Regions from separate parts of the Homo sapiens genome. Here region 1 is linked to region 2. Evidence: read pairs that join two places in POLR2A ChIA-PET (ENCODE). Cell type or tissue: MCF 10A. All regions are shown on one strand. Region 1 overlaps COL17A1 (collagen type XVII alpha 1 chain). Region 2 overlaps CFAP43 (cilia and flagella associated protein 43).

The links. ChIA-PET counts read pairs that join two places held together with the same protein. Peaks named below come from ENCODE experiments on the same cell type or tissue, not always from the same donor. Only the 100,000 strongest peaks of a DNase experiment are listed, where the experiment ranks them.
Region 1: POLR2A ChIA-PET joins it to region 2 with 5 read pairs; 2 of 35 experiments call an interaction of 5 or more read pairs at or near these places.

The regions. Positions count from the first base shown.
Region 1 is chr10:104,075,109-104,079,108 of GRCh38, forward strand. It overlaps COL17A1 (collagen type XVII alpha 1 chain), which reads right to left. Exons shown (of 56, transcript NM_000494.4): 3 at 3,434-3,478; 4 at 2,314-2,418; 5 at 1,193-1,321. Among named protein-coding and RNA genes, the nearest start is that of COL17A1, 8.8 kb to the right of the region's middle. In MCF 10A, no CTCF peak of the experiment used is centred here; a DNase peak (open chromatin) is centred at 1,843.
Region 2 is chr10:104,202,905-104,206,904 of GRCh38, forward strand. It overlaps CFAP43 (cilia and flagella associated protein 43), which reads right to left. Exons shown (of 38, transcript NM_025145.7): 7 at 3,059-3,126; 8 at 768-899. Among named protein-coding and RNA genes, the nearest start is that of MIR609, 14 kb to the right of the region's middle. In MCF 10A, no CTCF peak of the experiment used is centred here; no DNase peak of the experiment used is centred here.

The DNA.
Region 1 (4,000 bases), 130 kb before region 2:
CTCCGCTTTACCTTCCTTTGCTTCCTTCAACTTTTATACTCTCTTTCTTGGCAAACTCCTTTAGTCTTCTGACTTCCTCTAACACCTCTTTGCGAATGGCTTCCACCTGGGTATCTGGGCCCTGACTTCTTCCCTGAACTCAAATCCTGCATCACCCACTGCCTGCTTGCTACCCTCGCCAGAGAGCTGGGCAAGTGGCTGTGCTTCAGGATGAATTAGCTGGATTCATCAAGTGGAGTCATCCATCTAATTCCCTGTTTCAGTTGTTGGCACCACCAAGAACCCAACCTGTGTGTGAAGCCTTCTCCTTACATTTAATCAATTGCCAAACCTGTCAATTCCACCTCAGTGATAACTTTCACTTCTAGCTCCTGACCTCCATCATTACCAACCTGGTCCCAGCCAAAATGTCCCTTCTCTGGATGACCGAGGATTTCTTTTTAACTTGTCACTGTGTTTAGTCTCTTTCTCACCAATTTTTCCAACACATGGCTTCCAGAGTTCCAGTCCTGGACCTAAAATATGATTGTTTTGCTAAAAACTCTCTGTGGCTTCCCATTGCATATGGAATAAAGTCTAAACATCTTATCCTAGCACTGAATCTGAGTCCCTCAAACCTTTTGCACGTAAGTACCACTGAATTTCCGACTTAAGCCCTGGGCTCTCCTGGCTGTCTTTGCTTATGCTGCTGCTCCCACAGCTTGGACAGTCCCATCTCTCCATCTTTGGGTATCAAACTCTTACTCGTCATGAGGACCTCGCTCAGATGTCCCCTCCTCCATAGAATTTTCCCCGATTTCCTCAGCTTAAAGTGATAATCTCCATCTACTTTATACAATTGTATTTTATCTGTCATCTTAACTTGTCTATTAGACTACAGGTCCTGAAGACAAGATCTATGTCTGATTCATTTAAGCATTCGTCAAGGCATTCTACACAGTGTTAAACGCATAGCAGGTACTGGATAAAATACTAGTTGGAAAAGTAACTAAATGGGTGAATGAATAAATAAATGAGGTAGTGAATGAATGAATGAAGTCTTCAAGTAATGGAAGTCCATAAAAGAAATGAAGGAGGAGTGGGGAGAAAGGTGAAGGGCAGACACAGGTGGCCAGCATGTAAATCTTCAAAGAATGAGTGAAGTTGCTTGGGGAAGAGAATGGTTCTCTTGTATGGTTAGTGGGACTGATACCTTCATACGCATGGCGGGTAACGTGAGTTTTCCTTTCAAAGGTTGAGCCTGGGGAGTTGGGCAGAGTGGAGGCAGGTGAGTGAGCCCTCCTGTAACTAGAGGTGGAGGCATGGCCTCGTGTGCTTCCAGCTGCAAGAGGGAAAAAGCATAAGTTCTCAGTGCTTCAGCAGAGAGGTGAACCAAATGGCTACTGTGACCCAGCTATATTAACCAAGTACACTCAGGGAGGGTCTTCGGGAGGGCACAGCTGAAAGGGGCCACCTCAGCATTCCCCCAGCTGTTCACAAATGGAAAGGTGGAATTATTGCCTGGGAACGTCCTTCCTGTGCATGGTTACCATGCATGGAAATGGAAAGGATTTGGCAGGATTTTTCTTGTAGACACTGCTTGGATGGACTAGAATATAATCCAGCGTGGAAGTGTGCCTCAACAGGTAAGGGCAGGTGTTTCTTTTGGTCAACCTGGCTGTTCTAATGTCTTGGGGCTTCCTTTTTAGTCTTACTTCCAAGTATTTTAAATGGCTTCAGGGGCTATCTGGGTGCTTCTTGTTTTTGTTTTGTTTTTGCCTTGCTTTGCTTTGTTTTGTTTTAGTTTGAAAGAGTGCTTCACTGGGAACAATGGGCCTGTGTTGGATGCTTGCCCAGTGGAATCTTGCACAGCATGGGATCACATGTCACCAGCTTCCCTTAGCACAGTAACCCAATCGTTAAGTTTCTTTCGTTGTTAATTCAAATTGTAAACCCTCAGGCGTGCACATTGTTCTCTAAAGAGATGGCTTAAAGGGAGTGATTTAGTGAGGAAATAGCTACCTACCCATGAAGTCTTAATTAATGATAGTTATTTATATTGTGGACTTAATGAAAATGGATCTGATTTTAAGTAGGCTTCAAATGCTGATGATTTATAATTTGCACCCCCGGTCTCCAGCCCTGCTGCCCAATAGCTGTGTGTTATTTAGATAACTCTCAGGGGGATTTGGAATGGATGACAGGTGATTGTAATTGTCCCTTTTGTGCACTGATTCAAAATTGTGTCTGCCCTGTGTCCTGTGTAGGACTTTCTTGGTGTCTCTCTCTTTGTCACCCATTCTTCCCTGACCTCTTGCACTAGTGGGCACTCACTTGAGTTTATGTAGCCGCTGCTGCCATGAGTCAGGCTTTGTTTCTCCAGCCGGCTCCCTCCACCAAGAGAGGCTGTTTTAGCATAGCCATTGCTGGTCCCGCCTTCTGCCAGGAACAAAAGCAGGTGATAATTTCAGGGTGGAGTCAGGCCAGAGGATCCCCTGGTCCCCCACCCTGTGGAAGGCTTCCCTGGTTTTTCACCAGGACCTTCTTAGTTTGGGGTTCCTTTCCCACCTACATTATAAGATGCAAGCTGCCATGCTCCAGTTTCGTTGGTTTTTTGTTTTGTTTTGTTTTGTTTTGTTTTGTTTTGTTTTATACAAATATCTAGAGTGAGTATTCCACCTGATTTAAAAGAAAAGTCTCCTGGGTGGAATATAGCAAGTTGCATATTAGGAAATTTTAAATAGTAGAAAAGGCTGAGCGATGAAAGCTCCTTGAGTCCAGGACCTGGTTGGGCTTGCTTTTTCTGAGTGCCTGGTCAGTGCCCAGGCATGGCAGCCACTAGAAGTGCTGGAGGGGCGTGTGGCAGCTCTGTGTTGCTGGTGTTCCACCTGGCAGCCCATCACTGCTCCGACTTCACCTGCTGGTGGGTGGGCTCTCCCCATCCCCAGGGAACTAGGCTCCCTGGAGGCGGGGGCAGGGGGTAGCTTTTGGGCTCAGATCAATATTACAGGAGTGATAGGAGCTCCTGGAAAAAAAAGTAGCCTCAACCAGAAGCTTGACTGGTAGCCCCCAATCCTTGTTCAGGTTAGATCAGATATCCAATATTTTAGCATCTGGAATAGGCAAATCTACAGAGACAGTAGATTTGTGGTTTCCAGGGGCTGAGGAGAGAGGAGGGAGAATGAGGAATGACTGCTAATGGTCACTTCTTTTTGTGGAGCCATGGAAATCTTCTAAAATTGGACTGTAACCATGGCTGCATAACTTGGTAAATATACTAGCAATCACTGAATTATACACTTCAAACTGGCGAATTCTGTTGTATAGAAATTAATGTCAATATAGCTGTTAAAAAAGATGTCAAAAATTTTGGAGCTCCCATGGAAAAGGTTACAGGTGTGGGGCCCTTCAAATGTGACCTACTGAAAAGAAAGCTATTGAGGTAGTTACTTACTTGGTGGTAAGGATGTAAGTCTTGTGGTTACTGTTTCAGTGACAACTAGAAAAAGACAAAGAAAAGATGAGTTCTTATGTAATGCACTGACACCTCTGGATCTTGGCAAGGTCTAAGCTCTGTCACAGGCTAAGCATATTAAATTAGGTTCGACATTGATTTTTCTATCCTTGTGCTTTAAGGTGTGTGATCTGACCCACTGTGCAAAAAGATATGAGCAACAACAATGGGTTTCATATGCTTGGAAAATAAGTTTATATCTCTTTGGAGCCAAAAGAAGTTATGCACTGCGTTTGAAACATGAGTTGTTTTGCTGTTGATGTCTCTCCTTGGACAATTAGATCCAGTCCAGGCCTGGTCTGAGGTTGAAGGAGGACCAGGCCCTCTTGTCTCAAGTCACTCCGTTTCTCTGCATTTCTCCTTCCCCATGGTCTCTCAGTTCAGCTGAGACCAACACCCTAGCTGACTTCACTGTGTACTTCTTCATGAATTTGGAGGTGTTTAAGAACATTATGTTTCGTTCTAATGTCTTCAGGGCAACCCCTGAATGTGGGGAGTTGTGGGAAG
Region 2 (4,000 bases):
GTCATTGAATTTTGTTTGCAATTCATCTAAAATGATTGTCTAACAATATAAATATCTGCTAATCTTGATGTCTGAAGATCATTCCATTAATTAGGAATCTTCCTAGCAGTATAATTGAAGTAAATGTTTGTTTTAATCTTGCAATAATTCATTTTTCTTCTTCTCTTATAGAACACACATTTTCTTTGGAGAACAACCTATGCCCCAATCTCAGTTCTCATTTAAGTGGGTTGACTCTACCCAGCATCCAAGGCTATGCATTTGACTTAGGCCTGGCCAATCAGAGTTTAGGATTCCTATGGTGCAAGTGATTGACCCGGGGTAGACACGTGATTCAGTCAGTCCAATGAGTCTAGATTCCAAGATTTTTTTTCTAGCTGGTATCTTTCCACCAGGGACATCAAGCAGGCAGAAATATAATCTAGAGCTACATATAACTGTTAACACCATAAGCGGAGAGTCTGCATGGAAATGGAGGCAGCAGAGAGGAAACAGAGCCAAGAGATGGAAAAAAACAAGGCTTGGTGGCATCATGGTAGCTCTTTTATTCAGATTCACTCCTTGCCCTTTCAGTTACATGCACAAAAATAAACCAATAGCTCTTTGTAATTTAGGCCTTTTAAATTGGGTATTTTTTCATTTACAACCTAGAGTCTTGACAAGTAGAGTACCACTGTGCAGCATACTCTGCTCCTCATTCCTGTCATGTAATGATGATAATAATACTATCTGAAAATCACATATCAAGAAATTACCATCCAACATACCTTGTCTGTTTGAATCAGCAACACTGTATAATTGGGAGAAAATGTCATATGTTCTACAGGTCTTTCAATCTCAAGAAAATCCTCGATCATGTAACTTCTATCTTTAATAATAAAAGAATACACAAAGCCATCCTAGAGATGAGTGAGATAAACATAGAAAATCAGTCTTAGTCAATGCATAGTATACTTGCCTCATCAGACAAGCTAAGGCTTATTGATTACTTCTACTGCTTATTTGGAATCATCATCTATGTTTGCATAGATGCACTGTCCTCTCATCTTTATTTAGACAACTTTTAACTATGTTCCCTGGTCAAGCTTCAGTCTGATCTCTTTTGTGATGCATTTTTCAATTACCTAAAATTTTACTGACCTCCCCTTTTTTTGAGTTTCTCTAGTATCCCTCTTCTTACTACATTCTTCACTGCACAGGAGGTAGGAAAAATGAAGTAGAGTTTGTGTGGCTTGTGTATAGCAGTTTCTTTCCTTCAAAGGACACTAGCCCTCCTGTATGCTCTTTAATCATTATTATGTGCATTTCTTATCTCCCTAAATGACCCAAGGGTAGGCAGTGTGCCTTTTATTCCCTTCGGATCCTCTTTTTCTGTTCCTCACACAGTAGTAGAACATGGCAAGTATCCAATAGAAACGGGTTGGTTGGTTGGCTGGTTGTGAATAGATTTAGGTTAATTTTATTATTCTCAAGAGGAATTTGAGTTATTTTTACAATAGTGAAAACACTCTGAGGAAATTTATTTATCATTTTCTAGATTAGATCTGTTATAACTAAGCATGGGGACTTTAGATGGCTGGTTTCAAATGCTTGGGCCCTGGAAGGGAAAGCAGGCAAGGTGCTTTTTTTGAGCTCATCTCCATTCTCCATCACTCACCAGAGCAAATGCTATAATAGTTACTTTAAAGGGGGTTAAACAAACATCAAGGGTGGTCTTGAAGAGGACAAGAGTCATAAAAGGCACAAATGCTGACTAAATGGAGGAGGAGGAGGGGATAGTCCACTGCAAGGTTGGGGGAGCTAAGTGTAGGTGTATGTGCTCCAGATGGCTTCCTGAGGGTAAAATGTCTCTCACCCTGATGTCACTGCCTAGCTACCCTCAAGGTCCTGGAGATGTCATCTGTGGCAGTGAAATGGACTATGCTAACATCTGGGATAGTTACAACTAGACCTATGTTTTAGTGTAGGTCAGTTCCACACCTTAGCATTGTTTACATTGATTACAATGGCATGGAAAAACATGGTCTGGGCCGGGCGCAGTGGCTCACGCCTGTAATCCCAGCATTTTGGGAGGCCCAGGCGGGCGGATCATGAGGTCAGGAGATCAAGACCATCCTGCATAACACGGTGAAACCCCGTCTCTACTAAAAATACAATAATTAGCAGGGCGTGGTGGTGTGCACCTGTAGTCCCAGCTACTCGGGAGGCTGAGGCAGGAGAATGGCGTGAACCCAGGAGTTGGAGCTTGCAGTGAGCCGAGATCGCGCCACTGTACTCCAGCCTGGGAGACAGAGCGAGACTCCGTCTCAAAAAAAAAAAAAAAAAAAAAAAGAAAAGAAAAGAAAAAGAAAAATATGGTCTGACCCCTTTTATTACTTACTGAGGCTGAGTTCTAATAAATGACAGCAAAGACTTTGGAGTTTGATACACCTATGTTCAAGCCCTAACTCTTCCAATTACTTGCTGGTGAACTCTGTGAGATTAGATTCCTTGTCTGTAAAAGGAGGATGTCAATAGTTTCTATTTGATAAGGTTGTTGTAAGGACCTATAAGATAATACAAGTAAAGTACTTAGCTTGGTGCCTGGCACAAAGCAAGCACCAAGTAAATGGAGGCTATTAATACTGATTCGAATATCAACAATAACATTATGATACATGTAAGTTAAATGGGCATTCACAAGAGTCTAAGCTGCAGCTTAGACAAAGGATTCCAAATTCGTGTCTGATAAGCTAATACATTAAGTGTAGAAATGAGCATGGAATTGGGTTACAGATATTAGGTATTTTTTCATTGCGGAAGGGCAATGGATTTTTAAATTCTATTTGTGTTTGTTTGCAGTAATATATGGTAGTTCATTATATCGTCCCCTCTATTTTGTATAGATTTGAAGCTATTCATAATAAATCCTTTTTAATAGTACCCAAAGAGGAAACCATTTTAATTAATAATGTGACAGATCTGACATCCTAAAATATGGCTCATAATAGTAAATGGCAACAAATGGGAATTGTGAATTTTCTTTAAACCAATTAATTTGAAAAAAAGAATACATTACAATTCCAGAAGCCAGCACGCCCTCCTTCTGATATACCAAGGTTACTGGACTGATAAAATTTCTTCTGTCTTCTGGAAAAGAAAAACAAGGTAAAGCAGGTGACGTAATTAAAAGTACAATGTAACAATGAATAATAAAAGCTACTTTTACTGATGTAAATCTTATAAGTTGTTTTTGAATTCTCTATCATCAGATCTATGTAACTAACATAGATGCTAGATTAGAGAGAGGAGCAAGGCTGGAGGGTATAGTAGGAGTAAAGGGAAGAGAGAAAGGGAGTTGGGAGGGAAGTGAAACCTCATGGCCTCAGTTTTACAGGGAAAGTGAGTCAGAGAATAGGAAAAAAGGCAGATGAGGGACAATGCAATGGGGAAAACTTGCTGGAGGGGGTGGTATTTGAGCTGGGCATTGGCAGATTCAGAGACAGTAAGTGCCAAGGGAATGGGCTAGAGGCATGTCTGTGAAATGGTGAAAATAAATGACTGGCTCAGAAAACTCATACCAGGGCATAGTTGGAAATAATATTAATGGAGTAGGTAGGATCAGATTAGGGAGAGCGTGAAATCAAGGCAGAGCAGTTCTTGAGCTGGGTGTTAAAAGTGGCCTTCAAAGAGGCAATTTGACAGAGATAAACTGCATAGATTGGGTCAGATGTAGATTAAGGTCAGTGAAGTCCATCCTAAAGTTGTTACAGAAATCAAGGTGTGAAATAGTAAGAGCAATTGAAATAGAGAGTGCTTTGGACAGGTTTGAGGAGCTTGTCTTGGCAAGGCCCCCTCCTCCCAGGGTCTACATCTACTGCTCAATGAGTGGACAGTGGCTCCTGTGGCCCAGGCCCAACCATGGCCACAGCTGATAGGGTCAGGAATAGACACTATATCTAGGGCAGAATAGATCAGGTTATCTTTCAAATTCTAGCTGAGCAATATGGCAGGGTGTGGT